2 separate regions of the Mus musculus genome follow, and region 1 is linked to region 2. A link is a loop called in an ENCODE intact Hi-C map of the cell type or tissue named here. Cell type or tissue: heart. All regions are shown on one strand. Each heading gives the region's core, and the rest is flanking DNA. Links, peaks and the distances in the headings are about the cores only.

Region 1 (15,134 bases), core at 4,954-7,453, 95 kb before region 2:
AAAAAAAAAAAAAAAAAAAAAAAAAACCCAAAAAAAACCCAGTCTTTTAGAATACCTAGAACACTTCCCTCTGAGGCAGATTCCTTACCGAGCTCTCTTGTATACAGTTTGTTAATGGGATTTGGAAGGTGAGGCCACTGAAAGGGAATTGCTTCTGAGTTCATGGCTCTCAGCATGAATTTCATAGATGACAGTGTGCTGTCCCAATGCTAAGATGTGATGTATATGGAACCTGAGGCTAGGATTGGTCTAGGTGATGGCTTACTACTGAGTAAGTTAACTGCTCTAAGCTTCCATCTCTAATCTCCGAGAAACGTTTACTGGATGAAAAAACAAAGGAGCACTTAGCAAGGCGGGGCACTTCAGGATTCAAAACTGCCTCACAATAAGCTACCAAGTTTAAAATGTTGCTACTAATCCAATTCTACTTCAGAGTTTTACGTTTTTCATAGAATAACATGCCTCTTGAGATTATTATTAAAAATTACTAAGCTGGGGGCTGGAGAGATGGCTCAGTGGTTAAGAACACTGACTGCTCTGCCCTTCCAGCAATCACATGGTGGCTCACAACCATCTGTAATGGAATCCGATGCCCTCTTCTGGTGTGTCTGAAGACAGCTACAGTGCACTCATATACATAAAAATTACCAAGCTATTTTCTAGCTAGTTCATCTGCTCTCACCACAATCAAAGCATCTGAAAACACAAACCAGCACATGGCCAAAGGCTGTCCTGGTGTAAACTTCAGATACCAATAGCCTGATTTACAAAGAAGACAACAGGTCTGTAGGCTTCTCAGGACTGGAGTGACACAGCAAACAGCACCAGCATTATCATGGCCAACACCCATTGACAGTCTCTCTACACATTCTTGTTGTCCTAAATTTACTATATAAATCAGGCTAGCCTTAGAGACCTGCCTGCCCCAGCTCCCAAGTCCTGGGCTCAAAGGCAGGCCCACAAGGAGGGTATCCTTGGCTCTTTTTCTTCTCTTAGGCTCTCAGCCTTCCAACTCTTTAATACAGTTCCTCTCTTGTTGTAACCTGCAGCCATAAATTATTTTCATTGCTACTTTGTAATTTTGTTACTGTTACGAATTGTAATGTAAATATCCATATTTCCTGATGGTCTCCTTTCATAGGTGGCCCCTGTGAAAGGGTCATTTGAGAGCAGTCTCCTCCCACAGGTTGAGAAATGCTGCCTTAGGTGGTCAGAACACACAGAAATACTGTTGAATTAACGATTAACGAAAGCCAGGTGTGGTGGCTCATAAATCATTATGTAACCCTGAACTTCTGAGGCTGAAATAGGAGGATCATTATGAACTCAGGGCCAACTCGGGGTTCATAGTGACTTTTAGGCCAGCATGGCTACAAGAGTAGAGCTCTAACTCACCCCATACACTCCAATGCTTACTGGGAATCCCACTACGACTCCATTCTTTTTCTCAGAGAAGAAGAACTATACTATGTCTTTCTTGCTCGGAGAATGAGTGTCTCAACCTTCTCAAACTATCTTCCATACTGCAGCGTGACTGGCCTTGAGGCACAGCAGTCCTCCTGCCTTACCCTGAGCAGCAGGAGACAGTGTTCCCGTCTGCATGCAATCTTAAGTCTGCCTTACCAGCTTCACCTTGCCACTGCCCTGCTTCCTAAGCCTATTTAGGAGTCTTTTCTTCAAAGCCCCACTGCCTTTACAACGAAATTGTTCACATAACACAATATACAATGTAGATTAAATGACATCTGAAATCAAGTATTTCACTGTTTTCTCAAGACCTAAAAAATAGTAAAATGTATTCCTGTTTTCTTCCCCTTTGTTTTGTTTTTTTGTTTTTGTTTCAAACAGGTGTAGTCCTGGCTATCCTCGAACTTGCTCTGTAGACCAGGATAGCCTCAGACTCAGATCCATTTGTCTCTGTGTTTAGGTCTGAGCCACTCTGCCTGGCTATAAAACTTATCCCTAACAATGGTCCCCACAATGAACCAGATCACAGCTCTCAGTATTGCCTCCAAGCAGATAATGTACTGACAGCACACATGATGACGAAGTTTATAGTATAATGGAGTTTTGCATTTCCCACTCAGAATAAATCTTTCCCCCAAATGCTGACATTTACCAGGTCAGGATCTACACAAAACTAATTATCTCTCTACTGTAGACTCTGCAGATATTGAAGGCAAAGTCAAATCTGTCTAAGACACAAGGACCCACAAAACTGCACCACCCCAACACTCTTTAGAACATTAGAACAAGGTTCATGGGGCTTGAGAGACAGCTCAGGTGAAAGGCACTTATTGCTCCAGAGACCTAGGTCCTTAGCTTCCACATGGTGGCTCACAACTTCCCAGAAGTCTAGATCCAGGGGACCCTATGCCCGCCCTCTTCTGATATCCATGGGTATCAAGCAAGTATGGAGTACATACACATATACATGTAGGCAACACACACATATATACAAAATAAAGTAAGTTAAGAAAGAAAGACAGAGAAAGAGAGAAGAGGAGGAGGAGGGAAGAAGGACGAGGAGGAGGAGAAGGAAAAAGGGAGAGAGGGAGGGAGGGAAAAGAAAAAAGAAAGAAAGGGAGGTTCATTTATGCTCTGGACTGAAAACTGAGAAGTGAACAGTACTGTCCTTACCTTAACTTCTCCAGCCATTTTATCAACTGCAAACCCCTCAACTGAGAGCTGAAAACAAAGCAGAGGTTTTAAATAGTTTAGAGAAACAAACAGACTAGACAGAAACTTCCACTTACCCCAAAGACAATCAATTCTGTTCTCCCGACTCTGGTTTGTTACACAGAAGATAAGATGGGGATGTACATGCTTATAAAACAAACTTCAGTAACTATTTGAGAGATTTTTGTTTTGTGTTTTTTTTGCTGGGGCTTGAATTCACAGCCAGTGTGGCACAGGCCTATGAGTGAGCTGCAAGCACAGCCCTTGAGGAACCCTTTATTTGAAGGTAGGAGTGGGAGTTTGGGTCTTGCTATATAGCCATGGCTACTTTCACACTCCAAGCAATCCTCCCGTCTCAGCTTCTGCAGTGCCGAGGTTATAAGCACAGTCCACGGCGGCCGGCTGAAGAACCGCGGGAAGAACAAAGAGCCGAACTCTCTAACGCAGATGTTCCCACCCCGTGGATCACGACCCACGGGAGTCACACAGCAGATGTCCTGCACAGCAGGTATTTACATTATAATTCCTAACAGTAGCAAAGTTATAGTTATAAAGGAGCAGTTAAATAATTTGGTAGTTGGGGGTCATTGTAACATGAGGTACAGTATTAAAGTGTTGGCATTAGGGAAGGTTGGGAACCAATGGTCTAATGGATCATGGATAATCATTCAATAACATTCAAGATTAGCAAGCTACTCAAGACTCCTACATACCTTTATTAGTCTGGATATTAAGAACCCTCCCTGGTACCGGTTGTGAAGCTCCTCCCAGTTGTCCTTGATGAATTTCCAAGCAGCTTTCCTCCCATGCTTGCTGCCTCCAGCCACTCCACCAATCACCGACACAGTGTCCTGCGGACGGACCTCTTCCTAAGGCGAAAAAAAAGAACTAGCAGCCCAGCTCTCTAGAGTACCTCCTGGTACCAGAGAATACAACAGACTGTTGGAAAACTGCGCAACAGCAGGGGAAGCACTCACCCCAGGGAGGGAAAGGGATTCCAAAGGCCTCCACTTTCTCTTCAACCTGTTCTAATTCTCACTACTAGTGGGAGAGGGCAGGTCAGCACAGTAGCCAAGCCTCACAACCTGACTCAATCTCTGGAAACCACAAGATGGAAGGACGACCTACTCACCTCCTCTCATCCCCATCCCAACCCTGCCATACAAAATAAAGCAATAATAAAATGAAAACCAAACAAAAACAAACGCTCCGACCAGCTTCCCCAAAATATCAGGGGTGTGCCGAGTCAGACACTTGACACACATCATGGAACACCAGTTCTCTTTCATTTTTCCAGACAGAGTATCTCTATGTAGCTGTCATTCTGTAGACCAGGATGGCCCCAAGCTCAGAGATCCTCCTATTCCTGCCCCATGAGTGCTGGGGTTAAAGGCGCATGCCCCCACCTCATGGCTCAGCAGCAGTTCTCTTGCAATCCAACATATTACTTACTGAAAGTGCAAAAGTAAGGACTTTTTGAATCAGTTCAGGTGAAAGAGTAGCCCCAAGAACTCTTTCAATTCTGTTTTTCTCTTCTTGCATATCAGCTTGTTTGTGAAGCTACAGGGAAAAAAATAAAGATGAACAGTTAGCTCTTCCCTGGATTCCAGGCATGTTCATACCGGCTTCTCTTCCACTGAGGTGGAACCTCTGCTCTGCCTCCTCCCTGGGTAGGACTGACTGGTGGGGCACTGCACTACACCACTTAGTACTTTGCTACTGTGGTTGGGCACTAAACCCTACATCTGCCACAGTAGTAAGCCACGAGATGCAGGTGTGTGTTAGTCAGATAGTACGTCTCGGTCTCCAGGCTAGTATAAAGGTCTAAAGAGTAAGTCTGCCATGGTCAGTCTTTACATCACTGACACCTGGCTAATGCTTTGTATTAGATAAATAAACTATCACTAAACTATCATTAACTATCATTAATTTAGCCCGTGAAGCTGAAAATAATCTAGACATCTAGTAGCTGGATGCTGTTAATTACTCAAATGAGAAAAAAATGCATTAATAATGGGGAAGTGGAGGCAGAAGGATCCGAAATTTTAGGACATCTTTGGCAACACAGCTTGAAGCCAACCTTTTTAAATGAGACCCTGTCCCCCCAAAATAAAAAAGACAAAACAAAAAGATATATTGTAGAATGTTGCCTAAAATGTGTATCTGTGTGTCCATGTGCCTGTGTTGGCTCTGCTCCCCACGAGTGCACCTGTGGAGGGCAGAGGTTACTGCCAAGAGTCTTCCTGTACTGGAAGTCCACCTTGTTTGTAGAGTCAGGATCTATCAGTGAATCTGGAACTTGCCATTTCACCTAGAATAGTCGGCCCGTAAGCTGACTACCTCTGCCCATTGTGCTGGGTGAAAGAGATGTGCACCACTGCACACGGACTCCGGACTCCAAACTGAGGTTTTCTTGCTGTGCAGCAAGCTTTTTACCTACAAAACCATCTCTTCAACCCTGAAAGTCACACAGGATTATTTGGAGTTGGAGAGGTAGCTCTGAAGTTAAGAGCTCTGGCTGCTCTTGCAGAGGGCCTGGGTTTGGTTCTCAGCACACACATGGTGGCTCATAATTGCCTGTTAATGCTAGCTTCAGGGGGGACCAAAAGTCCTCTTCTGAGCTATGCAGGATACCAAGCACACATGTGGTACAAAGACATATATGCAGGCAAAACATTCATACACATTTAAAGAAAAGAAAGAAAATACAAAACCCAGACTATGTATTTGTTTTGATTCAAGGTCTCATTATGCAAACCTGGATAGTCTAGAACTCCCCCATCACTTTTTAAAAAGTTATTTATTTTATGTATATGAGTACACTGAAGCTGTCTTCAGACACACTAGAAGATTGCGCCTGACCCCATTACAGATGGTTTGATTGTAAGCCACCATGTGGGTGCTGGGAATTGAACTCAGGACCTCTGGAAGAGCAGTCAGTGCTCTTGACTGTTGGGCCATCGCTTCATCGCAGACATATTTATTTTTATTTTATGTACATGAGGGTTTGCCTGTAAGTGCATTGTATGTGCATCTGGTCCCTCAATGCCAGTAGACGGTGCCAGACCCCACAGAACTAGAGTTATGGAAAGCAAGCCACCACATGAGTGCTGGGGATGAACCTAGGTTTTCTGTAAGAGCAGCAAGTACCCTTAACCATTAAGTGATCCCTCCAGAACTAGTGAGAACGACGTGTTTGTTGTTGAGGCAGGGCTCTCATATAATTCAGCTGGCCTTGAATTCTCTGTGTAGCTGAAGATGACCTTGAACTCCTGATCTCCTTAGTTTTACTTTCCAAGTGCTCCACTCACCGGTGAGTGCCAACATGCCTAGCTTACATGTAAATCTTTTAATGAATACACAGTTCTGATGGGTGACTTGGCTATTTAGGCACATTTTACATAATTACCTGATGACAGACGTGAGCTTATTTTGACCCTCCCACCTCTAATATAGACACCATGATTTTTCTTAACAGACTGGAAATGAATGCACAGGGACAGGATAGGACTTGTCTCAAGTACCACTAACATCTCATTTTCTCATCCTCCCTCTTTCTCTGACTCTTCTTTCCCATGCTGGAATGGAACCCAGATCCTTGCATATAAAAAAGCAAAGTGCCATCCAGTTTTTATTTTATTTTTATTTTTTTTAGATTTATTTATTTATTATATGTAAGTATACTGTAGCTGCCTTCAGACACTCCAGAAGAGGGCGCCAGATCTTGTTACGGATGGTTGTGAGCCACCATGTGGTCGCTGGGATTTGAACTCTGGACCTTTGGAAGAGCAGTCGGGTGCTCTTACCCCCTGAGCCATCTCACCAGCCCGCCATCCAGTTTTTAAAAGTTGATTTAAAAAACAAACAAACAAACAAAAAACTTTGGCCAGGCAGTGGTGGCGCACGCCTTTAATCCCAGCACTTGGGAGACAGAGGCAGGTGGATTTCTGAGTTCAAGGCCAGCCTGGTCTACAGAGTGAGTTCCAGTACAGCCAGGGCTATACAGAGAAACCCTGTCTCAAAAAACAAACAAACAAACAACAAAAAAACAAAGTAAAAAACAAACAAACAAAAAACTTTGTGCTGCATGTGTGTATATGTTTGTGCAAATCAGAGGACAACTTTACCCCTTAGATAGAAGTTTTGGCTTTTTTTTTTCCCTCTCCCCCTTGAGACAAGGTTTCTGTTTTTCTGTGTAGCCTTGCCTGCCCTGGAACTCATTCTGTAGATCAGGCTGGCCTTAATTCGCCTGTCTCTGCTTCCCAAGTGCTGGTATTAAAGGCAATGGCCACTATGCCTGGCTTTCACATGGAAGTTTTAAAGAATCTGGCTTATACATCTAGTCCAGTGGTTCTCAATCTGTGGGTCCTAGTACCCACCTACTCCAGGGGTACTAGGTGGCCCTTTCATAGGAGATGCCTAAGAGAATTAGATACAGATATTTACATTACAATTCATAACATTAGCAAAAGTTAGTTTATGGTTGGAGATCACCACAATACAAGACACTATATTAAAGGTCACAGCATTAAGAAAGTTGGGAGGCTACAGAAGAATTAGTTGAAGGCGTAACTGGGTAAATCGATTTCAAGGGCAACCTGAAGAACCTTGCTTTATAAAATGGTGGAGGCAGGTGTGACTCATGCTTATGATCTCCAAAGTCTTGGCATCAAGGGGAAATGCAAGGAAGATAAGAGTTCTAGGTCAGCTTCAAGTACAAAGTGAGATGGAACACAGCCTGGGTTAAAATGAACCCCTGGCTTCAGAAATACAAAAGAAAGAAACAAACAAAAACTGGACATAGAGCCGGGCATGGTGGCCCATGCCTTTAATCCCAGCACTCGGGAGGCAGAGGCAGACGGATCTCTGAGTTCAAGGCCAGCCTGGTCTACAAAGTGAGTTCCAGGACAGCCAGGGTTACACAGAGAAACCCTGTCTTGAAAAACCAAACAAACTGGACATAGGTGGCTCCCCTGCAATTTCAGCACTTGAAACACAAGGATCGGGAATTCAATGCCACTCTTCAGTGTCAGTCTGGGCTACCTGAGACCCTGTCTCAGACATGCATGAGGACGTGGGATCAGCCTTACATTTCAGGGTGAAGGGTCAGCTAGATACTGAAGTTGTGTAGGAAAACCAACAAATAAACCTGAACCCCAGGGTCTGTGGTACTGGGATCTGCGCCTCCATCGGGCATGCTAGACTAATAGCTTCCCCATTATGCTCAACTCCCAGAGCTATTTACATTTTAGTCTTAGTAGGATCTCACAAAGTTATCCAGTCTGTCCTTGAACTCCTTCTGTAGTCCAGGTAGACCTTAAACTCTCTGCACTCCTGCTTTAATCTCCTTACTACCTGAGATTACAAGCCAAATCCAGCACATCTATCTCTTTGCCCAGGCTCTCCTCCACCTCTAAGTACACATCCAAGTTCAAATGCAGACGTCTGGAGACCTTTCCCAAATATACTCACCTTCAGCATGATATCTAAGGTAGCGCCATCCCCATGCTTTAAAACAGTGAGATAGACCTACAAAAGAACACCAGGAAAAAGGAAGTCATTTAAGTTATAAGTATTTCATTATAAAGAGTCTGATGCTAAGATAAAAAGAAGACGGGCATGTTGGCAAAGGCCTACTGTTGTACAACTGGAGGTTGGGGGTGAGTCAGAAAGGAAAAGGATCCTAAGTTCAATGCCTTTGTGGGATACACAGTAAGAGTATGGGTAAAACAAAACTGGGCTACAAGGCCAGTTTACAAATTATAGTTACGTATCAATACAGAGACAGACAGACAGACAGACTATGGTTATCAGTCACTGGTGGTGGACAATCACACAGGGCTGTCATGTGCAGACAATATCTTGTAGCAGTTCTCTCAGAAATGCACCAAGTTAGTCACCTTGCAGCACTGATGTGCTACTGGAGAAACAAAGGAGAGGCTGGCTGCAAACCACCCAAGCAGCCTTTGTTTACAGTCAGACAGGGTGTGAGTGTCGGTTTTTAGGCCAATTTTAACTCACAAATTAAAACTCATATCTACAATTCAATGGGATTTATTATTATCTCCCCCCCCCCCCAACCCCCAGACAGGGTCACTTGCTGACCTCTGTCTCTGCCTCCTGAGTACTGGGATTAAAGGAGTATACTACCACACCCAGCTGTCAGGGGAATTTATTACAATAACTCACAGGACTCCTTAGGTCAGCAGAAAGAATCTGTTTCCCTTCCACGTGCTCCTTAAACCGACGACGGGCTTCTTCCAAAGTTGCCTTATGGCCTGCTTTTCCCAGTTTGCCCAGCACCAAGCCCCTCAGGAGTGCGTCTAGATGACCTGGTGGAGAAGTGAAGACACAGACAACTTGAGAAGCCTGCTTTGATAATGCACAAGTTACATACGTTGTAACTGTGATACCAAGTCTACGGTCTTAAACAAACACAATCGATCACTCTAGTACTTATGAGAATACTTGATTTAGTTTATCAAATTGTAAGAAGAAAGGAATAAACATACTAGACAAGCAAACAAATTTGCTGACTTTGTGTGGACTCATAGGTACCAGATACTGGAGCCTAGTAATGTAGCTATACTGTTAAAAACACGTGAAAAGGAAAGACTTACATCACACAAGTTTCACTCAAGGTTTTTTTTTTTTTTAATAATTATTTATTTATTTTATGTATGTGAGTACACTGTCATGTCTTTGGACACACCAGAAGAAGGCATCAGATTCCACTACAGATGGTTCTGAGCCACTATGTGGTTGCTGGGAACTCAGCAACTCAGGACCTCTGGTTAAGAGCAGTCAGTGCTCTTAACCGCTGAGCCATCTCTCCAGCTCTTCAAAGCTTTTTAAAAAATGCTCTTTGTTCAATAAACTAAAGCCTTAGATTTTAAAGTAAACATTCAATGGATTCATCCTCCCGTACAGCACAATTACCAAAGCCATACCTCCAGCTCAGTGTCACTGTCACTGTGATAAAGCCATACCTCCAGCTCAGTGTCACTGTCACTGATAAAAACCGCCATGAAAGCACCAGGGATGCAGCTTTGTGGCAGAGCATGGCAGAGGTATTTGCACTGACAAGTAATTTTATTTGGGCAGATAGCTTATACTACAAGGCAGGTCAGATTCCCTGGAACTAGAATTACAGATGGCTGTGAACTGAGCCTTGTCCTCTGCAAGAGCTATAAGGACTCTTAACTGCTAAGCCAGCTCTCTAGCTCCTGTGACAGCGTGTGTGTGTGTGTGTGTGTGTGTGTGTGTGTGTGTGTACATATGGGTACATATTTCTATGTCCATACATGTGGAGGGCAGGCCAACCTTGGGTGTTTTATTTTTCACACAGGGCCTTACTCCTTAGCCTTGTCTGTCTAGGAACTCTCTTTGAAGAGCAGGCTGGCCTCAACATCACAGAGATCTACCTCTTCTTTCTCCCGAGTGCTGAGATAAGGCTGTGTGCCAGAACCCCGGCCACTTCACTCTTGAAGACATTATCACTCTCTGGAATGGAACCCTACAGATCTACTTCTTTCCTCAGTGCGAGGGGGCGGGGAGGGGGGTCCACAAGCACATGTCACTGCTCCAGGCTATCTTCCTGGGATTAAACACAGGTCTTCAAGTATGCACTCTTAGAAACAGAACCGAGCTATCTCCCCAGCCCTTACTGGGAATCTGCTACTGACTTATGTTGTAGGTCAAAGCAACATAAGAACTATTTGCTCTTTAATCCCCCTGTCTGTACAGCTACAGAACAAAGGCATTTATCCTGTATTCATTCCAAATCAAAGATTTTACACATTATTATTTCCACAGACAAGTGCGGCATCCAGGAAGTCCTCTGCTGAGCTGTCACTATGTATGCTCTCTCTAAAGCTAACGACTTGCTGGGTCTGGACTCCTCTCAATGACTCAGTTGCCATACAGCAGTAACCTTCTACCTTTCTCATCACACACACGTTTCTAGTACCACTGCATTTTGTTCCCCTTGATAACCTTCAACTTCCCTATATACTCTGGTGTCATTCTCTCCTTAAAGAACATTTCTTCTCCAATCCCACGTCAAGTCTATTTCTGTGGCCAACAAAATTCCTTTTAGAGTTGTCTATATACACTGTCTCCAATTCCTCCCACTGTGGAGAATCTATTATAGGCATACCACTTCACAGAATCTGTTAACCAAAATTGTTAATTCTCTATTACTTTCTGCTTGTGGCAACCAACACAGCTTACCACTTTCCCTCGACCTTATAATACAATACTTTGAAATTATGGGCCACTCTACTTTCTCCTGATGCTCCTCAGAGGCCAGTCAGTTTCTTTTGTGATTCTTCACCCTCTTCTCACTGAGCCTCATAACCCAGAGCGGTGGTTAACTCTCTATGACACTGAGGATGGCTCCTGATCCTCCCGCTTCTACCTCCTAGGGCTAATGGTGTGGACCACCATGCCTCTTTTCTCCTTTGTTTCTTGAAATAAAAGAGCCATAGGTAAACCAGATTGGCCTTGAACGTTTCTGCTTCCTGATTACAGGCATGCTTAGCTTTTCTTCTGCCAATCTCTAACTCTTGAATTTAGCTATAGTCCTCAAACATCTCTCTATTCTTAGTCCTTAGGTGGTTTCTTCTAGTTTCACAGTTATAAATCCTAACTACATGCTATTAGCTCCAACTGTATTTACCTAGCCTTCATCTCCAGGCACTCTCAAATGTAGCAAATGAACCCAATCTGGCTCTTTTTTGCAACCAAACCTGCGTCTATAGACAATCTTGTTTTCCCTTGGCTGACCTGGAACCTGGAACTCTTTGTGCCTGTCCCTCTACAAGTAGTATTTTTTGGGGGAGGGGAGCATGAGTGGTGTGTGTCTGTGTGTTCTAGACATGGTTCTTGTGTACAACAGCCCTGACTGTCCTGGAACTTGCTCTGTACACCAGGCTGTCCTCAACTAAGAACATACACTTGCCTCTGCCTTCCAAGTGCTAGGATTAAAGGTATGTGCCACTGTGGGCCAGATAAGTAGGTTTTTTTGTTGGTTTTTTTTTTTTTTTTTGGTTTTCCTCTGTAGAGCCCTGGCTGTCCTGGAACTCACTTTGTAGACCAGGCTGGCCTCGAACTCAGAAATCCACCTGCCTCTGCCTCCCGAGTGCTGGGATTAAAGGCGTGAGCCAGCACGCCCGGCGTCAGATAAGTAGCCTTAATCTGTTGATTCCTCTTTTTACCACACTCAGTCCTCCAAAACCACAGAGAGAAGGCATCACTTGTTATGTGCTAACGGCAACCAAGTGGAATACTCAAATAGCCTTCCAAATGATTTCCCTTCAGTTTCATAGTCACATGAATTAAATCATGTTCCTCTGATCAAAACTTCTAAAACTAGCATCTTGAATCAAAATGTGAAAAACAAGGAACTTTGCTTCAGGCCGCCTCCCTGTAAGGGAGTCATTGACTTGCCATGGGCCTCTCACCTCTTCCCCAGTCCTGACCTCATCAGCCTTCTGGTTTTTCATTGAACACTCTGGGCATGCTCTTGCTTTAGATTCTTGTAACTTGCTGGGCCCTCTGGTCTGGACCAAGTTTGCTCTGCACTTGTAGCTCTCTCTCTCAGTTCTCCATTTATGCTCGAAGATCAGTTATTAGGGAGGGTTGGTTTTTCTCCAACTACTTTATCAAACACTGGCTTAGCACTCCTTATTCATACTATCTAATTTTACTTGTGAATCTATACTCTACCTTAATATAATTTGCTGTGTCTCCCATTAGAATGTAAGCTATACAGGACAATGCTTTGATTATCTCGACTGCCAGTTTGTAAAATAGCACCTGCCTTTTACTAGTTACATAAATATTAGGTGAATATGAAGGAAAGGCAGTGGCAAGAACTGGATACTATTACTGTTCTTATTTTTAAAAATCCCAGATCAATGTAATGGTCTGGGAGTAGATCACTAGCAGAGTTTAGCATAGACTAGGCTCCTGGGTAAACCCATTGCTATAAGAAGAAAAAAAAATAAGGGGGCTGGAGAGATGGCTCAGTGGTTAAGAGCACTGACTGCTCTTCCAGAGGTCCTGAGTTCAATTCCCAGTAACCACATGATGGCTCACAACCATCTGTAATGGGATCTGATGCCCTCTTCTGGTGTGTCTGAAGGCAGCAACAGTGTACTCATATACATAAAATAAATAAATCTTTAGAAATAAAATAAAATAAATCCTAGATTAAGATTATTCAGGAGAGAACACCTCATTTAGTAAGCAGATGGCGACAAGTGAATGGATTTAAAACCTCCAAATTACCACTTTCAACATTTAAATCACAATTGTTTTAAAAGGAACATGATTATAGACATAATCATAGAAAGGCAGAAAGCAATTAAAATTCTTACTTTGGAAAGCTGAACCCTGCCAAGTGTGAAGATTTATGCTGAGGCAGGAGAGTCAGTATAGGTTCCAAGGTACGTGAGCTACTGTTTTGTGATGGTGTAACAATTTCACTAGCAGGTTCAGAACACTACATTTCTGACCAACTGAATATACTCTAAAATCTGGATACAGAGATGCTGCTAACTGTCAACCACACAGGAATAGAAAGTACTAACTTTAGATTCTTCCCCAGATAGTACATTCATCTATTACCTTCTCCAGGTTTGGGGTCCCAGCCCAATCTCTCTCCTATAGGTGAAAAGACATCTTTGACAAACTCCTGGATTTCCTCATAGAAGTCTGTGTGGGACAAGAGAGTTGAAAGAATCCCCAGGTTACAGCTCAGGTCGCTCCATACAGTATAATTGGGCTCATTCACAAAAGCCTCCATGACTTTTAGAACCTCTACAGTGCTAATGATGCCAGCTCGAGCCTGGGATAGGAAAAAACACAAATCAGCTCAGCCTTCAGACTCAACAAGACAAAAGAAAACAAACATGCATGTGGCATTATCTACTGCTAGCAATTCTCTTGGTTTAAGAAAACGAGGCTAAGTAAGTTCAGAATACTGTTAGAATAAAAATCCTATCATGACAACATCTTTTGTTAATTTCCTTGCTATCTATAAAAGAACACCTTAAAAAAAACTTAGATTGAATCTCATATTTTGGGACCAATAAAAATCAGTTAACTTCTTGTTTCTACTCAGTTTCTGGGGCATCACTTTGATATTTTAAATTTCTCTCTTTCTTTTTTAAAATATCTTCTACTTTGAGAAAAGTTGCAAAAAAACAGCTGGGGCTCTGGTTCTTGACAAAGGCTCTGTCAAGGCTGACTCTGCCCACTGTGTCAACGTCAGCCTCTCCTTGCCTCACTCTAAAGGGGCAGGGATGGGAAGGCTCTGCGGAGTCAGAGTGCTTTTAGCACTGACTAACAAGACTTGGAAAAGAACTTCTATTCTAGCAGCCAACTGCACAAACAGCCTATTGTCCTGGAACAGGTCTCTCTTGGAAGTGAGATCAGCAGGTGGGACGTTTGTCCATCAATGCTAATCTGCATTTATTTAGAGAAGGAATCCAATCAGCAATCACAGGGCAGGGAGACTTCAGGTCCAATTTAAAGCAACACTAGAAAGAATGATAATTTGACCACAGGCAAAGACATCCTGAAAATACCTAACCTGCTGGAGTCATAAAGACAACAATAGGAATTTTGCTGCTTTAAATCCTTCCCGGAACAAAGCCAAATATGTATATAATTCTGGGCTGATATGCTATAATTTGAGTAATAACAGACTGTTAGAACATTCTTGCTTTCTCAGCAAAGTACAAGTACTACTTAAGAACAACATAAAATCGCTCTGAATTAGTGTTTAAAAAATCAATAGGGAGGGGGCTGGAGAGATGGCTCAGAGATTAAGAGCACTGACTGCTCTTCCAGCGGTCCTGAATTCAATTCCCAGCAACCACCTGCTGGCTCACAACCATCTGTAATGGGATCCAATGCCTTCTTCTGGTGTGTCTGAAGACATTAACAGTGTGCTCACATACATAAAATAAATAAATAAATCTTACAAAAGAAAAAAAATCAGTAGGGAAACCTCTTCTTGACTCATATCCATTTGTTTTTAAAAGAATGGACTTTTGTCCCTAAAAGGACAGTTTGTGGTAAGTTAAAAACACAAAAACAAAAACAAAACAAAACAAAACTGGATTAGTGAAATGAAATTTGCTTCAGACACTGATATAGGTAAAAATTTTGTCATGTTAATTAATAATTAGCCATTCATAGTCATCCCAAATTAGCTAACCTTAGACAGGAAGGACCATATCCTTCTAATATTCTTTATATAGATTTAACCATTATACTCTGTAACCAACAAAATGCATCATATGACCAAAGTGTGAGTGAGAACGCTCACCAGAGAAAAGAGGTCATTCTGTAATCCAAGTCGATCCACTGGGGGCAGAGAAAGGTCACGGATGCCTGGTAATAAACTTTCGAGCATGGCAGAGCTGTACTGGGTTCGATAAAAC
Region 2 (15,134 bases), core at 8,326-10,825:
GCGCACGCCTTTAATCCCAGCACTTGGGAGGCAGAGGCAGACAGATTTCTGAGTTCGAGGCCAGCCTGGTCTACAAAGAGAGTTCCAGAGCAGCCAGGGCTACACAGAGAAACCCTGTCTTAGGAAAATAAAAAAACTGTGTCTTCTCTGTGGACTTGACCTCCTGTCCAGGGCTCTTAATTCTTCAGTGAGCTCTCTGGTTAACGTCAAGATTGTGGCTTTACTGATTCTCTGCTCTGTTGCTGTTGTTCTGATTGCTGCTGCTGCTGCTGCTGTCGCTATTGTTGTTGTTGTTGTTTTTCTTTTTCTTTTCCTTTTTTTTTTTTCAGCTGACTGCAAGAGGGTTTATTGTACACGAGCTACACTTAGCCACAAGAGAACAGAGCTAGTCCAGAGTGCCGGGGGTCCAGGGCAGAGGGCCAGCGGGACTGTTTTGGTTATAAGAAAGGAGGTCATTTCTCCAGGCGATCGTGGCGAGGTGACATTCCAGTTCTACTGAGACTCATTACCAATGGCAGCACACAGTCCGATAGCTTGTCCCGGCGTCCCGGCCCTCAGCATCCCTCACTTCTGCTCCTGCAGGCGTCGTGGCTGCACCGGCTGGCTAACTTGGACCACTGCCTTATCTTCTCTTGCGCTTCAGCCTGCACATTATCTTCTTCTGCCACTTCGCTCTTATGGCTCAGGAGTCTCAAGGAAGATGGCGCTAAAACCGAGAGCTGTTGTTGTTTTTCTTTCTCAAGACAGGGTTTGACCAAACTAGCCTCAAATTCAGAGATCTACCTGCTTCTGCCTCCCAAGTATTGAGATTAAATGGGTATACTGGGATTAAAGACCCATCACCATGAGGCCTGGCTTGGAGTCACTGCTCTTAGAAAATGAACTTCTCAGCTGAGCATGACAACGTCCATCTATAATCCCAGCTCTCAGGAGGCAGAGACAGGACAGAAAAAGTGTTGCTGGGAATGGAAGGCTAGCCTGGTCTACACATAAGTTCCAGGCCAGCCTGGGCTACATAGTGAAACCGTGTCTCAAAAGAAAAAAAGGAAAAGAGGAAAAAAAAAGAAAGAAAGAAACATGGATCCTTCTCTATCCAAAACAGAAGATGTCAAACAAGGAAAGTAATGCTCTCACTTTATCACATGAGCAAGAGAGGCAGAAAGCAAGGAATCAGCAGTAGTCTGTCCTAAGGAACGGTTCAGGTGATAGCCAGTTACCTAGAAGCAGGGCTATGGCTCTGTTCCCGAGTGATTTTTCCCACCAGTAGCTGTCATCACAGTTTCCAGAAAGGCTGCCAAGCAATAGCAGGAATTAGCATTTCACACAACCACTCCCACATACACTCAGAGGCCTTGGAACTTTTCCCAACTACTCTCTACTCTTTGCCCTCCCGCCTTCCCTTTCCTCCCCCCACGCCCCATTCCAGATAAACAGGCAAGGTGTTTGACTCACCTAAAGAAGAGGCCTTCAGCTGTGAAAGGCACCACCCTCTGTAGGAGCTCTTTAAGCTCAACTGTTTCTAAGAATCAAAAAAAAAAAAAAAAAACACCCAGGGATAAACATCTACCCTCCTTTCCCTTCTCCCCTGGCGGCCTCCCCTGCAAACAATACCCTAGCGATTTAGACACTCAGCACTCTCCTGCAGCGAGCAACCCAGAGCAACCCAGGCCTCAGTTTCATTTCAACAACGTGTGACTTGATTAAGTTGTATACCAACCCACAGCAAGGCCTGGCTGTTATTGGGTCTTAATGGATGTTTGAATAGCCTTGCCTCAATTGGCCTCTGGCATCTCCTGAATTTCACAGAGTGCCAGGATTGTAAGAGACTGCCTGACAGGCCAACTGCTTCCTGCCTTGGAAGATCTACCCAGAGACAAGAAGACAGAGGCTCCATGCTTCAGAGGGAAAGAGCTTCCCCGTACATCCAACCCACACATTCTCTGCCACAAGCTGAAGGAGTCCAAGCAGATCAGCTAGCAGGAAGGCTGAGACCAAGAGCTGGATTTTAGTACAGGGACCATTACAACAGTGACATTGGAAATTGGTGGGGACTCAAGTAAAACTAACCCAAGAGCAGAACATCTGTTAGAGTTAAGAATCAGCTTTATTTTCGGGAGGCAGAGGCAGGCAGATTTCTGAGTTCGAGGCCAGCCTGGTCTACAGAGTGAGTTCCAGGACAGCCAGGGCTACACAAAGAAACCCTGTCTCGAAAAAAAAAACAAAAAAGAAAAGAAAAGAAAGAAATGATCTCTAAGGCCACATAGCTGGCTCAGTACACACAGGAAGTCAATACACAATGCGAGTGCAGTGGCGTTCACGTCTGCAACCCTCACGTCTGTAATCCCAGCACTCACACTGAGAGGAGGACCCGGCGCAGAAGTGTCCAGAGTCTCCACATGTGAGCCATCACACACAGGGCATTTTCATATAGTTTCTTTCCAGATAGAGTCTTATGTAATAGCCTAGGCTAGCCTCCTGTCTCCATAACTCAAGTTCCAGGATTATAGACAGATATGCTCCACCACTGCCTGCTTTCATAATATTTTTTGAAAATACTTCTTTATTTAGCTAGGCATGGTGGTGTATGCCTTTAATCCCAGGGCTCAGGGGACAGAATCAGGTACATCTCTGTGAATCTAAGGCCTGGTCTACATAGCTATTCCTGGCCAGCCAGATCTACATGTTAAGGACCTGTCTCAAAAAAAGACAGTCCAACCTTAAAGTATGCAGCAGCAGGAATGAGGGATCCTGCCCCAGCGAGGTGAGAACCAGGAACCCCACAAGCTTTCCTCTGACCTCCACGTACTTGCTGTGAGGCCTGCACATGCGCAGGAATGGCACACTCTCCCACGGAGGCAGGCAACTCACGTACAGACCCACACACCAAATAAGCCAACAGATTCATTGATTAATGCAATTTTTTGGAAAGACTTAAAGGGAAGAATCTAGTCAAAGTTGAAAGCTGGAATCAAGACATCCAGACACAATAACCTAGACTACATTTTCAGGGATTGGTGAGGGAATGAACTTCAGAGATCAAAAGCCTCCCTCCGAATTGCTGGAGAGTCCAAATAGCTGAAGAGGGTCTTTTCACCAGGGAAGGCCTCAATGATACTTTTATATACAGTTGTTTGTGACTTAGCTTCAGAAGTATGTAATGTGGGTTGCTTTAATGGGTCAGCCCCAGATTGGCAGTATTAACATGTTAATATTAATTAATAGAAAAGGTGCAGAAATATGTGGGTAAGAAAATGAGCTTGAAAAAAAAAAAAAAAGCAAAGAAAATGAGCTTGAAAGTTGTAGATGAGCCAGGCAGTGGTGGCGCACGCCTTTAATCCCAGCACTTGGGAGACAGAGGCAGGCAGATTTCTGAGTTCGAGGCCAGCCTGGTCTACAAAGTGAGTTCCAGGACAGCCAGGACTATACAGAGAAACCCTGTCTCAAAAAACCAAAAAAAAAAAAAAAAAGAAAGAAAAAAAGAAAAGAAAGTTGTAGATGACTCAGAAAATACCCCCAAATAAGGATCTCAGAGGCTAAGTGTCTTCCTGACCTTTGCCTTGCTTGCTTTTGACCCTTTGATGCTCTCCCTGGCAAGCTACACAGACAGTAGGAGTCCTCCTCCCTAAGGCAGATCACAAGAGTAACAAGAGGAAAACCAGCCCTTTCTCCCAAAGCCAGCCACTTAAGCTTAAAATAATCCTGTCCTCTCTGTGAGTTGACTATAAAGAAACTTCTATCTTACGTTTAGATTGTAACCTATTACCCCACCCACCCTGTAAGGAAGAACATCGCATAGACCAGGAATCTCAACAGACAGGCCTTGCTGGGTTTTCCCCCTCATCCATTACCCTTCTGTCACACCCTTGTGTCCAATCTTTCAGCGCTACAGTTCAAACTTCACAGAACATGTAAACGGGTCTTTAGGTCTCTAATCTTTGTCAAACTATGAAATACCTCTCCCCCTCCCGCTCCTCAAGATCTCTCTATGTAGCCCTAGCTGTCTGGAAACTGGCTGTGTAGATCAGGCTGGTCCCTAACTCATGGAGATCTGCCTCCCTTTGCCTCTGGAATGCCAGGATTAAAGTCATGTGTCTGGACCTACTTTTCTCTTCTTCGTCTTTTTTTTTTTTTTTTTTAATTTATCTATTATTCTACATTAGTACACCGTAGCTGTCTTCAGACAGCACCAGAAGAGGGTGTCAGATCTCATTACGGGTGGTTGTGAGCCACCATGGGGTTGCTGGGTGGGGTTGCTGGGATTTGAACACAGGACCTTTGGAAGAGCAGTCAGTGCTCTTACCCGCTGAGCCATCTCACCAGCCCTACTTTTCTCTTCGTATATTATATTGGTCACGATCCAGATAATGGGTAGGCAAGGGCTTGCTGCCTTATTTGTCCCTACACAGTTATGTGACTTGGAATTAGTTTTTCAACTGAACTCAAAAGATATCGGGAGAGGGTCCAGAAGTGCAGTAGAGCATGCATGAGCTCTCTCTCTCTCTCTCTCTCACAGAGCATATCACACACACACACACACACACACACACACACACACACACACACACACAAAAGATTATTAGTAGATTGAGATGAAAAAGAGCTGGTAGGCCAGCATAGTGGCACAGCCTTTAATCCCAGCTCTTTGGAGACAAAGGCAAGGAGATCTCTGTGAAGTTCAGGCTAGACGACAGAGAAACATAGTGAGACCCTGCCAGCCCCCATAAGAAAGGAAAGAAGGAAGGGAGGAAAGGGAGGAAGGAAGGAGGGAGGGAGGGAGGGATGGGAGAAGGAAGGAGGGAAGGATAGGTAGGGAAAGGAGCTTTGGCAGCACCGCCCTAGTACTTTTAAAGTCAAAGTTCTTTGTGTTTATGTGAAGATAATAGACTGACAGATGATAAAAGTAGGATTTCAAACACAAAACACGCCTGGAAAACAATGTAGATATGTTTTTCAGCCAACATAGCTTTGTGGTATTGGCACACGCCTGTGTTCCTATGACTTGGGCGGTTGCAGCAGGAGCATATTTGCAGTGTGAGGCCAGTCATGGCTTTGCTCAAAATCTTTTTTCAAAGACAAATAAATGTGTATCCTTCTAGGTTATGATATGATGGGGATTTGTTTGTTTACTTTTAATTTTTTTTGGTAAGATTTATTTATTTATTATATGTAAGTACACGTAGCTGTCTTCAGACACACCAGAAGAGGGCATCAGATCTCATTACAGATGGTTGTGAGCCACCACGTGGTTGCTGGGATTTGAACTCAGGACCTCTGGAAGAATAGTCAGTGCTCTTAACCGCTGAGCCATCTCTCCAGCCCTTACTTCTAATTTTTATTTACTAAAATTTATTTGTTTGTTTGGTTGGTTTTTGAGACAGGGTTTCTCTGTGTAGCCCCCTGGTTGTCCTGAAACTCACTTTGTAGACCAGGCTGGCCTCGAACTCAGAAGTCCCCCTGCCTCTGCCTCCCAAGTGCTGGGATTAAAGGTGTGCGCCACCATGCCCGGTCTGCCCGGTGCTTTGATTTTTAACTGTGAGTTGTGTGTGCGTGTGTGTCTGTGTGTGATATGTAATATATGTATGTGCACATGAGTGCAGTGCCCATGGAGGTAAGAAGATGGTGTCAGATCCTCTAGAGCTGGAGTTGCAGGCAGTGGAGAGCCACCTGACCTGGGTGCTGGGAACCAAACTCAGGTCCTCTGCAAGGTTTCAAGTGTTCCTACGGATACATCATTTCTCCAGTACCTGTGTGAATTTTTGTTGTTGTTGTTGTTGAATTTTGAGACAGGATTTCTCTGTATAACAGAGCCCTGGCTGTCCTGGATTTACACTGTAGCCCACTGGCCTCAAGTTCACAGAGATCTGACTGTCTCTACCTCCCAAGTGCTGAGATTAAAGACATACACCACCTGACCAACCTGGTGTGATATTTTGGACATTTGTTTACAATCTTGCCAAATTATCTTGACAGATTAGAACAAAATGCCAAACTAAAGAAGATGAAATTTAACTGGCATAAAATCAAGACATTTATGGCAGGGTTTTTTGTTGTTGTTATTGGTGGTGGTGGTGGTTTTGGGTTTTGCTTTGTTTTTGTTTTTGTTTTTAAATCAGTTGCACAGGAAGGAGCTGGACAAGCTTGACAACATTTTGGGTGAAAAGATTCAGATGTCAACAAACTCAATTCAGTTGCCACTCCAGAATGTAAAGGAGAGAGAGAGAGAGAGAAAGAGAGACAGAGAGAGACAGAGAGGGAGAGAGGGAGAGAGATCACAATCTCGCTGTGCCTTTCGATGACCAGTGAGAAGGCTAGGGTGGTTCCATGCCAGGCTTCAAACTGGCAGTTAAGGGACTAGGCCTAAATCTCCGTTCCCAAGAACTGGGCAATTCCAGGCAAGTCTAGGCCTCAGAAGCTGCCCCACCACCTGGCCTGAGGCAAGGACAATGGGTCAGCAGCAGTTTCCAGACTTCCTCAGCAACAGTTTCCAGACCTCCCCACTCTACACTCCACTGTAATGGAATGTCAGTAGAGATGGAGGCCTTGTCTCAAAAAAATGAATGAGTAGTTGGTCATGGTAGTCATGCCTGTGATCCCAGCAACACTGAAGAAGACACAGGGAAGAAAAATGAAAAATGAAAGATGAATTAAGGAACAAGAAATTCCATTAAAGGGTCAGAGCATAAAGAGGCACAGCAATGCTCGGCCGTGTCCCCAGACTTTGATTTTGTTTTCAGGCCATGAATGAGGTTTAGGGTTCCGGCTTCATGATTTTCTTCTGTCTATGGCTTCCTCGCCGCTCCACCCCATTAGGCAGCCCTTCTGGAAACTCTGAAACTCTTTCTTCCAGATTGGAAAGCTCTGGGAAGGACGTCCTGGCTTGTGCGCAGTGACTCCACTCCCTCTGCCAAAGGATAATGCTAAAATTGACTTTCTTGGAAACCAGTTAACGCCTTTGGGAAGCTCAGCCCTAGTTTAAGAGAGCCTGAAACTTTAAATAATGGGAAGGTAAGAAAATAATTCTCAAGCCAAGCAAAGTGGTGCACACCTTTAATCTCAGAACTCTATGCAGAGGCAGGGGGATCTCTGAATTTGACATCAGCCTTGTCTACAGGCAAGTTCCAAGGACAGGCAGGACTACATAAACCCTACCTTGAAATTACCAAAACAAAACAAAATTAAAAAGAAAAAAAAAAGAAAGAAAAGAAAATACCAAAACCAAAACAACGACAAAAAGAAAAACAAAACAAAAAATTAAGAAAAAAAAAAAGGGAAAAAAGGGCTGGTGAGATGGCTCAGTGGTTAAGAGCACTGACTGCTCTTCCAAAGGTCCTGAGTTCAAATCCCAGCAACCACATGGTGGCTCACAACCATCCGTAACGAAATCTGATGCCCTCTTCTGGAGTGTCTGAAGACAGCTACAGTGCACTTACATATAATAAATAAATAAATTTTTTAAAAAAAGGGAAAAAAGGGGCTGGAGAGATGGCTCGGTGGTTAAGAGCACTGACTGCTCTTCCGAAGGTCCTGAGTTCGAATCCCAGCAACCACATGGTGGCTCACAACCATCCGTAATGAGATCTGACACCCTCTTCTGGTGCTTCTGAAGACAGCTACAGTGTACTTACATATAATAAATAAATCTTAAAAAAAAAAAAGTCCCTATTATTTATTAAAAAAAAAAAAAAAAAAAAAAGGGAAAAAAAGAACATGATTCTTAGCATTCATGGTACAAGAATCCAACCTCCAGTCTCCTAAAATGTCACCTCAGCATGGCAGACTGCCACACCAGTCTTCCTGCATCTAAGTGTTTTTGACAACCTGCCTAGGAGGAATTACATGTCTAGCTCACATTTTACACAGGACAAATAGCAAAATGGACATATTGAGTTGGGAGGCATAAGACAATTGGTTTTCTATTGAATCTACAGAAGTTAATTTGGCAACAGAAGAAAGAACATTTTTATAACGTCCTGAAAGCCAGAATATCAGTATGGTCTGTGAGTAAGTCAGTAAAGGAAAAGAATGTAGTTTAGAGTTGGGTTGGGAGACCTGAGTTATGTGCCTAGATAGGGCCCTGAGTCACTGTGTTATTTCCTGGTCCCATTTTCCCCTCCCCCTTCTTCTGCACAACTTCTTACAACTTCTTTTATATATATATATATATATATATTTTAAATAAAGTTAAGCATGATTGTTTAAAGCAATCTGAAAAATACCAAGTCCTAAATGTAGCAATATAGGAAGGGCTTGTTCGTTTTAAAGCCACTAGTACAAAGTTTAAGTTTGTTGGGGTCCCCCAGATGGGAATTAAATGAGTAGGTAATATGTCTCAGCTTCTCTGGGTGTTTCCTGTCTGAGCTGACACAGCCATGTAGCTAACCCAGAACCCGGGAGAGATACTTGGAGAGATATAACTGAGGAGCACCCAGCTAGGGCAGAGAATGAGTCAGGGCTCAAGGACTCGATACCAACTTCTCCCACTCCTGCCAGGAAAATTCTGGGGTGAGACAGCAAAGGCAGGAGCCAAAGGGGGCGGGCCTGTCAGCTGCCTACCCTGGGGCCTCTCTCTGCCTTGTGGTTTCACCCCGGGCTGCCCTGCGGCTGTAACGTGTCTACTGACACGCAAGCCCTGGACACTCTGTCCCTTCCCCTTTCCCAAACCTTCACTAGTTCAAGAATCTCCAGAAGGGAATGGAGGAGAGAAGAAGAGGGACAGGGAAAGCCAGAGCTAGGCAGATATGTGGCAGCTCAGCAATCACAAGGCGGAATTAAAGAGGGTTTTCACCGGGGCGTGAGTAGGAAGTAGACATTTAACTCACCTCCATGAAAACCAAGATAAAAGACAGAGGAGCAACATGTTTAGGCGCTGTGGTGCTGAGATGTGGCTGAAGGACAAGACGGAACAACCAGCGGCATTGGCGTGCAAAACTGTAAGGCTGAAGAAAATGGCAAAGGACCACACTTCTGTATGGAGGGACTCCAGGCTCCTGCGAGCCCATCTACTGTAACACTAACATTCCCTGTCCGCAGCAAGTCTCAAAACTTTCCTCTAGCACGGAAATAACGCAGTCATCCGTGCTATACAGTCACGGGATACATAACGCTATCACTCCGTGTGAAGTCGAATTTTGCAATCCCCATTTCACCAAACTGTGAAATGGGCCACCGCAGGTTTAAGTAATTTGCTCACAGAATTTGGAAATCATACAGCATGGTCCGCATCAGTCGCCAGAACCCCCCGTTGGAGTCCATCAGACCAAACTGCACTGAATAGAGAGAGCTCTGTGCTTCCCAAAGCAGAGATTTACAAGTCCGGACTTGCTCGGGTTTGGCGATCTAAGATCCCAGCGCAGCCCTGGTACCCTCTAGTGGAAGCTTTCAGCATTAGCGTACATCCATCTGCTGGAGAGCATCTCAAAAGAAGGCGCGCATTTGGTTGCAGGGAGGTGGGGGGTGGGAGGGTGTCTGTTGAGTGTGGGGATGGGGTGCAGGTTAGAGACAGTCAAGCGCCTGACTGACTTGGACTCACACGAGGCCCACTAGAGTCAGCTGGTCCACCCTCCTGGGCCTTTGTTCATTAGGCATAGAAGGAGATCCATATCACTTGGGAATCTGGACTTTTAAGATTCATGAGAAAGCCCCCAACCCCCCCCCCCCTTTTTTTTCTACTGAGGACAGGTTAGTGATCAGAAATGCAAAGTGACTTATCTAAGGCCACAGAACAAGCAGAAGCCAGCGATAGTGGGGCCGTTTCCTTTGTCCCCAAAGAAGAGCTCCCCCCTCCCCTTGTTATTTTTTATTTGCTAATAAGCTGGCTTTATCCATGACTTGAGAGCATATGAAGACATAAAACTTGTAAACAGGAGCAGGGACAGTTTTTACCTTCATCTGCCCACAAGCCATGAACCTTTCCGCTCTTGCGCCTATTACTGCCAAACCCGAAGGCTCTGCCTTTCCAGCCTTCGGACCCTGGGGAGGGAAGGAACTCCCAGACTCAGGAATCCCGTGCCTAAAGCCCTTCAGGGCCTGGCTGGAGTCTCCTCCTCTCTTCCCAGCACTGAGGCTTCGATTTATTTCTCTTTCCCTCTCCCTCCCCCTACAAGTAATCCCTGCGAGTGGAAGTGGGTTAGAAAGAGATTACTCTCGTCCAAGGGCTTTGCCCTCTCCTCCCTAAACACGCTGTGCGCAGGGTGGGGTGGGGTGGGGTGGAGGTAGAGAGTCACAAACAGCCTGAAATTCCCTTTTAGGATGATTGCTTAATTTAGCCAGCTGGGAGAAAGTGGAGCAAGGAGAGGCTAGGGATTAATTCTAGACCTCTCCAGCAGTACGGGCTTCTTTCTGAGCCAGGGTGAAGAAGATCGATCTGTCCCTGAACATGCCTTCGGAATGAGGAATCTAGGGCAAGCACAGAGGCAAAGGCTCAGTCCCCAGCAGCGAAGGAGAGTGGAAAGATAAAGCAGAAAGAAAGGCAGCTTCCAGAAGTTCTGCAGCAGCGCTAACTGAAGGAATCACTCTGAGCCATGGAAACTTCCTGTGTTCCTGTGGCTAAGCGTTAGCCCAGAGGAGAACTGAAGAACTGCGGGTTAGGTTTCCGTGAGGAGCCAGCTCATATCTGGAAATTTCTTGTTTAGGGGCACTGCACCGGGGTGGTCTCTAGATCAAGGTTGTCTCTCTTCTGTGTCCAACACAAGGGCAGCCGCACTTCTCAGCATCCTACCAGGCTCCTTGTAAAAATCTCAAATATCAGCAGGCTTGGAAGCTGGAGCCATAACTAACCAGGGTGGAACGAACGCATTTGATTTTTAATGAATTAATAATTCTGTAATTTTGAGTGTGGAATTACCACCTTTGTATAGATGAGAATCAGGTGTGGCCAAGATGCCCTGTCAAGAACTATCAAATCGGGGGCTGGTGAGATGGCTCAGTGGGTAAGAGCACCCGACTGCTCTTCCAAAGGTCCAAAGTTCAAATCCCAGCAACCACATGGTGGCTCACAACCACCCGTAATGAGATCTGATGCCCTCTTCTGGAGTGTCTGAAGACAGCTACAGTGTACTTACATATAATAAATAAATAAATCTTTAAAAAAAAAAAAAAAAGAACTATCAAATCCCTAAGCACTCGTGAGACCCACGGGGAGTTGGCCTGGGTGACAAAGAAGCCTTCCTAATGTTGTTAGCTAAAATTAGTGGAGCGTATCAGCTAGGAAGTCGCCATTCTTGTTTCCTCTGTGGCACCTGTTTGGATAATTCCCATCTCTTTGTGCTCTTCATATGTCAGGGAAGGACAAATTTCTCAAGCAGTAATTACCTGTAATAATCATCTTATTTATAATCAGATTCTTCCAGCGCTCCGGGGAAATGTTCTTGTCGAAATCAGCTGTGTTCTTCTAGATGTAGGTCACTCAGAGACATTTCAGAACTTCCCATTTAAAAAATAAAACCTGAGCTGGGCTGTGATGGGACACGCTTTTAATCCCAGGAGGCAGAGGCAGGCAGGCCTTCTCTGGGTTTGAGGCCAGCCTGGACTACTTGAGTGAGTTCCAAAACAAGTGAGGACTACACAGAGAAACCCTGCCTCAAAAGAAAACCCCAAAAAGCAAAAAGCAAAATGTATGTGTGTGATGTGTGTGTATATGTATGTTTTATGTGTATGTGATATGTGTATGTGTGTGAGTAACACACACATCATTGTGCAAACATGCCTATGTGCCTATGTCCATGAGTGCTCCTGCAGAGGTCAGAGCAAGACTTCAGAGTCTTTCTTTATTGCTCTCAAAAATATTATCTGTGGTGGCACATGCCTTTAATCCCAGCACTCGGGAGGTAGAGGCAGGTGGAGATCTCTGAGTTCGTAGGCCAGCCTGGTCTTCAAAGTGAGTTCCAGGACAGCCAGGGCTACACAGAGAAACCCTGACTCGAAAAACCAAAAACAAACAAACAAACAAACAAACCAAACAAAACAAAACAAAAAAATTGTCTTGAGACAAGTCTCTTCCTAATCCAAAAGTTTGTCCTTTTGCTTAGACTGGCTGGCCATCAAACTCTCCAGATATCCACTTTTCAGTGTTGACATAGACACAAATTTCAGATACACCCAACTTTCTTTTTTTTTTTTTTTTCTTTTTTTTTTTAAGATTTATTTATTTATTTATTATATGTAAGTACACTGTAGCTGTCTTCAGACACTCCAGAAGAGGGCATCAGATCTTGTTATGGATGGTTGTGAGCCACCATGTGGTTGCTGGGATTTGAACTCCGGACCTTTGGAAGAGCAGTCGGGTGCTCTTACCCACTGAGCCATCTCACCAGCCCTTTTTTTTTTTTTTTTTTTTTTTTATTTATTTATTTTTTTTTATTTATTTTTTACACACCCAACTTTCATATAGCTATATATTTAATTTAATATGTATGGTTTTCGTGCATATATGCCTGTATGCATAGTGCATACTAGGTGCATTCCTAGTGGCTGCAGAGGTCAGAGGAGGGCATCAGATCCCCTGGAGCTCCAGTTATAATGTGAGTGAGCCTCCAATGGAGAGGAGAGACAGAGGGGAGGGGGAAGAGAAAGAGGGCTTGGCTTGCGGGGGTGGGGGGGAGCCAAAATGTCTGGATTATTATATAATGAAGAGCCTCTGAGTGATAGGAAGTCCAGCCCCTGGGCTGGAAATTTCAGCATAGAGGGTAGGACATGCCAGCCATGCCCTGTAACAGGTAAGGACTAAGGGATGCTGGGAGAACCTGGAGCCCAGGTCTGCTTTGGCATATTAAATATCCAACTTAGCCTCTTGTCGTGAGTCTGAACCCCCCCCCAATATATATATATATATATATGTGTGTGTGTGTGTGTGTGTGTTGTATGTTTGTGTGTATACATATACATACATGTACACACACACACCCTGCTGCTAACAAGGACTCCTATTCTTTAGGTTCAATTTAAAAGTCTTACTAGGCCGGGCGTGGTGGTGCACACCTTCAATCCCAGCACTCAGGAGGCAGAGGCAGGCAGATTTCTGAGTTCGAGGCCAACCTGGTCTACAAAGTGAGTTCCAGGACAGCCAGGTCTATACAGAGAAACCCTGTCTGGAAAAAACAAAACAAAACAAACAAACAAACAAAAGTCTCACTAGGAAAAATGGGAAAGAAAAGTCTGCCTTATAGGATTTCCTTTTCACTGTTGTTTAAGAGATTTTTAAATGTGTGTGGATGCTTAGCTGCCTATCTTTATGTGTACCATGTGTGTAATGCCCTCAAAGTCCAGAAGAGGGCATCAGATCCCCTAGAATTGGATTTACAGGGGCATATGCGTCACCATGTGGATGCTGGGACCCGAACTTGGGTCCTCTGCCAGAGCAGCAAGGACTCTTTTTTTTTTTTTTTTTTAAGATTTATTTATTTAATGTAAGTACACTGTAGCTGTCCTCAGACACTCCAGAAAAGGGAGTCAGATCTTGTTACGGATGGTTGTGAGCCACCATGTGGTTGCTGGGATTTGAACTCCTGACCTTCAGAAGAGCAGTCGGGTGCTCTTACCCACTGAGCCATCTCACCAGCCCAGCAAGGACTCTTAACACCTGAGCCATCTCTATAGTTTCTATTTTCTTTTTTAGTTTTTGTTTGTTTGTATTTTTCTGAGGGAGGGTTTTCTCTGTGTAGCCCTGGCTGTCCTGGAACTCTCTTTGTAGACCAGGCTGGCCTCGAACTCAGAAATCTGCCTGTCTCTGCCTCCCGAGTGCTGGGACTAAAGGGGTGCGCCACCATGCCTCAAATTTTCCAAAACAGCTAATCAAAAGTAACAGTGACCACCTAAGAATCCATCTCAGAGTGAACCAAATCATATTAGGTACTGATAGGGAATTAGCTTGCAGTAGCCGAGAAACTGAGCAGAGGCCAGGCAGACATGGGTTAGGATGTGTTACATAGTCTGTGTGGCTCCAGGATGACCTGGTTATCACACTGGGATTCCTTTAACCACTGAATGTGAAGCGATTTTGGAGTTGTTAAACTCTATGTACCTGACTCTCAGTTCTGCCAATTATTTGTTTAAATTTGAATTACATATTTAGTATCTCTGGCCCAACCATATATGTAAAAGCAGGAATATTTATTGCTTGTGGTGAGGATTAAGTTGATATATGTAAAATGCTTAAATTGCCAGGCGCCTAGTAAACAATTTTGAAATACCAGTTATTACCAAATTTGGTAAGTGGTATTTTTGGAAATGATATGTTTTGGGAAATGACAGATTCTTGTTAACCCACGTGCCTTTTGCTTTTCAGTAATCACAGCGGTCAGCTTCCCTAACGGAAAGGTATGAAAGAATTTTCACATAGAAAACTAGGTTGGTTAAAGGTTTAAGGTTATACTGCATTTTGAGGTCAGAAACACACCCAGAAACTATCATTTTCGCCCTAAATACCTCCAGTGAATTCCTTGTAATGAAAGAAAACACTTATCTTAAAGGCTTCTGATTTCAGAGGGAAGCACTTTTTCGTTTTTTTCACCGATTGTAAATAAGGTGTAACAATGTGTTAAGGAACCAGGAATGCAGCAACCAGAGTCCCACAGAAGCCTCCTGCGCAGGCGCAGCTGGCTCTCCCCGTCTCCGACTGGCGCGTGACAGCCGTGCGGTTTACCCTACTTCCAAAGTGGTTTCATTGCGCACGCGCGAACCCACTGCGCGTGCCCGCGCGCCCCTCCCCTGGAGAGCGTGCGCGTGCGCGCGACTCACCTTTCGGCCTGGGGCGCGCGCCCTGGAAAATTCCACTCCCCAGCTCGCTCCGCCCTCTGCGCCTTTTCTCCGGCTCGGTGATCTGCGGCTAGGCTAGCATCCCGGCGGCCTTTGCGCGAGCAAAATGGCGGCCCCCGTACCTCGGGGCTTGTCCTCCTTATACAGGACTTTGGGATGGTGGTCTCGGCAGGTGGGTAGAAATGAAGCGAATGAAATTTTTAGGGACACAAAGAGGAGGATAGAGTAGAGGGGAATAATCATGCTGTGGGCGTTGCTGAGTTTGGACCATACGAGTCAGACTTCATCTGGAGAAGAATTTGAGGTGTATGCGATCCCCTCTAGACAAGTCTCTCTAGACAGCCTAGACGAGGCTGAGCATTAAGCTTCTTTACGTTAATTCT

What was found. Hi-C counts contacts between places; a loop is a spot of excess contacts. Peaks named below come from ENCODE experiments on the same cell type or tissue, not always from the same donor. Only the 100,000 strongest peaks of a DNase experiment are listed, where the experiment ranks them.
Region 1: it touches region 2 in a loop (2.7-fold over the local background); 10 of 42 quality-filtered maps call a loop at or near these places.

The regions. Positions count from the first base shown.
Region 1 is chr11:97,209,640-97,224,773 of GRCm38, forward strand. Npepps (aminopeptidase puromycin sensitive) reads right to left here. Exons shown (of 23, transcript NM_008942.3): 16 at 15,020-15,134; 17 at 13,312-13,531; 18 at 8,869-9,011; 19 at 8,152-8,208; 20 at 4,132-4,239; 21 at 3,393-3,548; 22 at 2,641-2,688. Among named protein-coding and RNA genes, the nearest start is that of Kpnb1, 29 kb to the left of the region's middle. In heart, for the core only: a CTCF peak has its summit at 6,371 (motif pointing right); no DNase peak of the experiment used is centred there.
Region 2 is chr11:97,301,017-97,316,150 of GRCm38, forward strand. Gm31005 (a long non-coding RNA gene) reads right to left here and starts at 10,089. Exons shown (of 4, transcript XR_389002.3): 1 at 9,883-10,089; 2 at 8,820-8,936; 3 at 1,453-1,519; 4 at 315-1,291. It overlaps Mrpl45 (mitochondrial ribosomal protein L45), which reads left to right and starts at 14,700. Exons shown (of 8, transcript NM_025927.4): 1 at 14,700-14,923. The coding sequence starts at 14,858. In heart, for the core only: CTCF peaks have their summits at 9,364 (motif pointing left), 9,581 and 10,552; DNase peaks (open chromatin) are centred at 8,535, 9,375, 10,165 and 10,585; H3K4me3 peaks cover 2,463 bases; H3K27ac peaks cover 2,500 bases.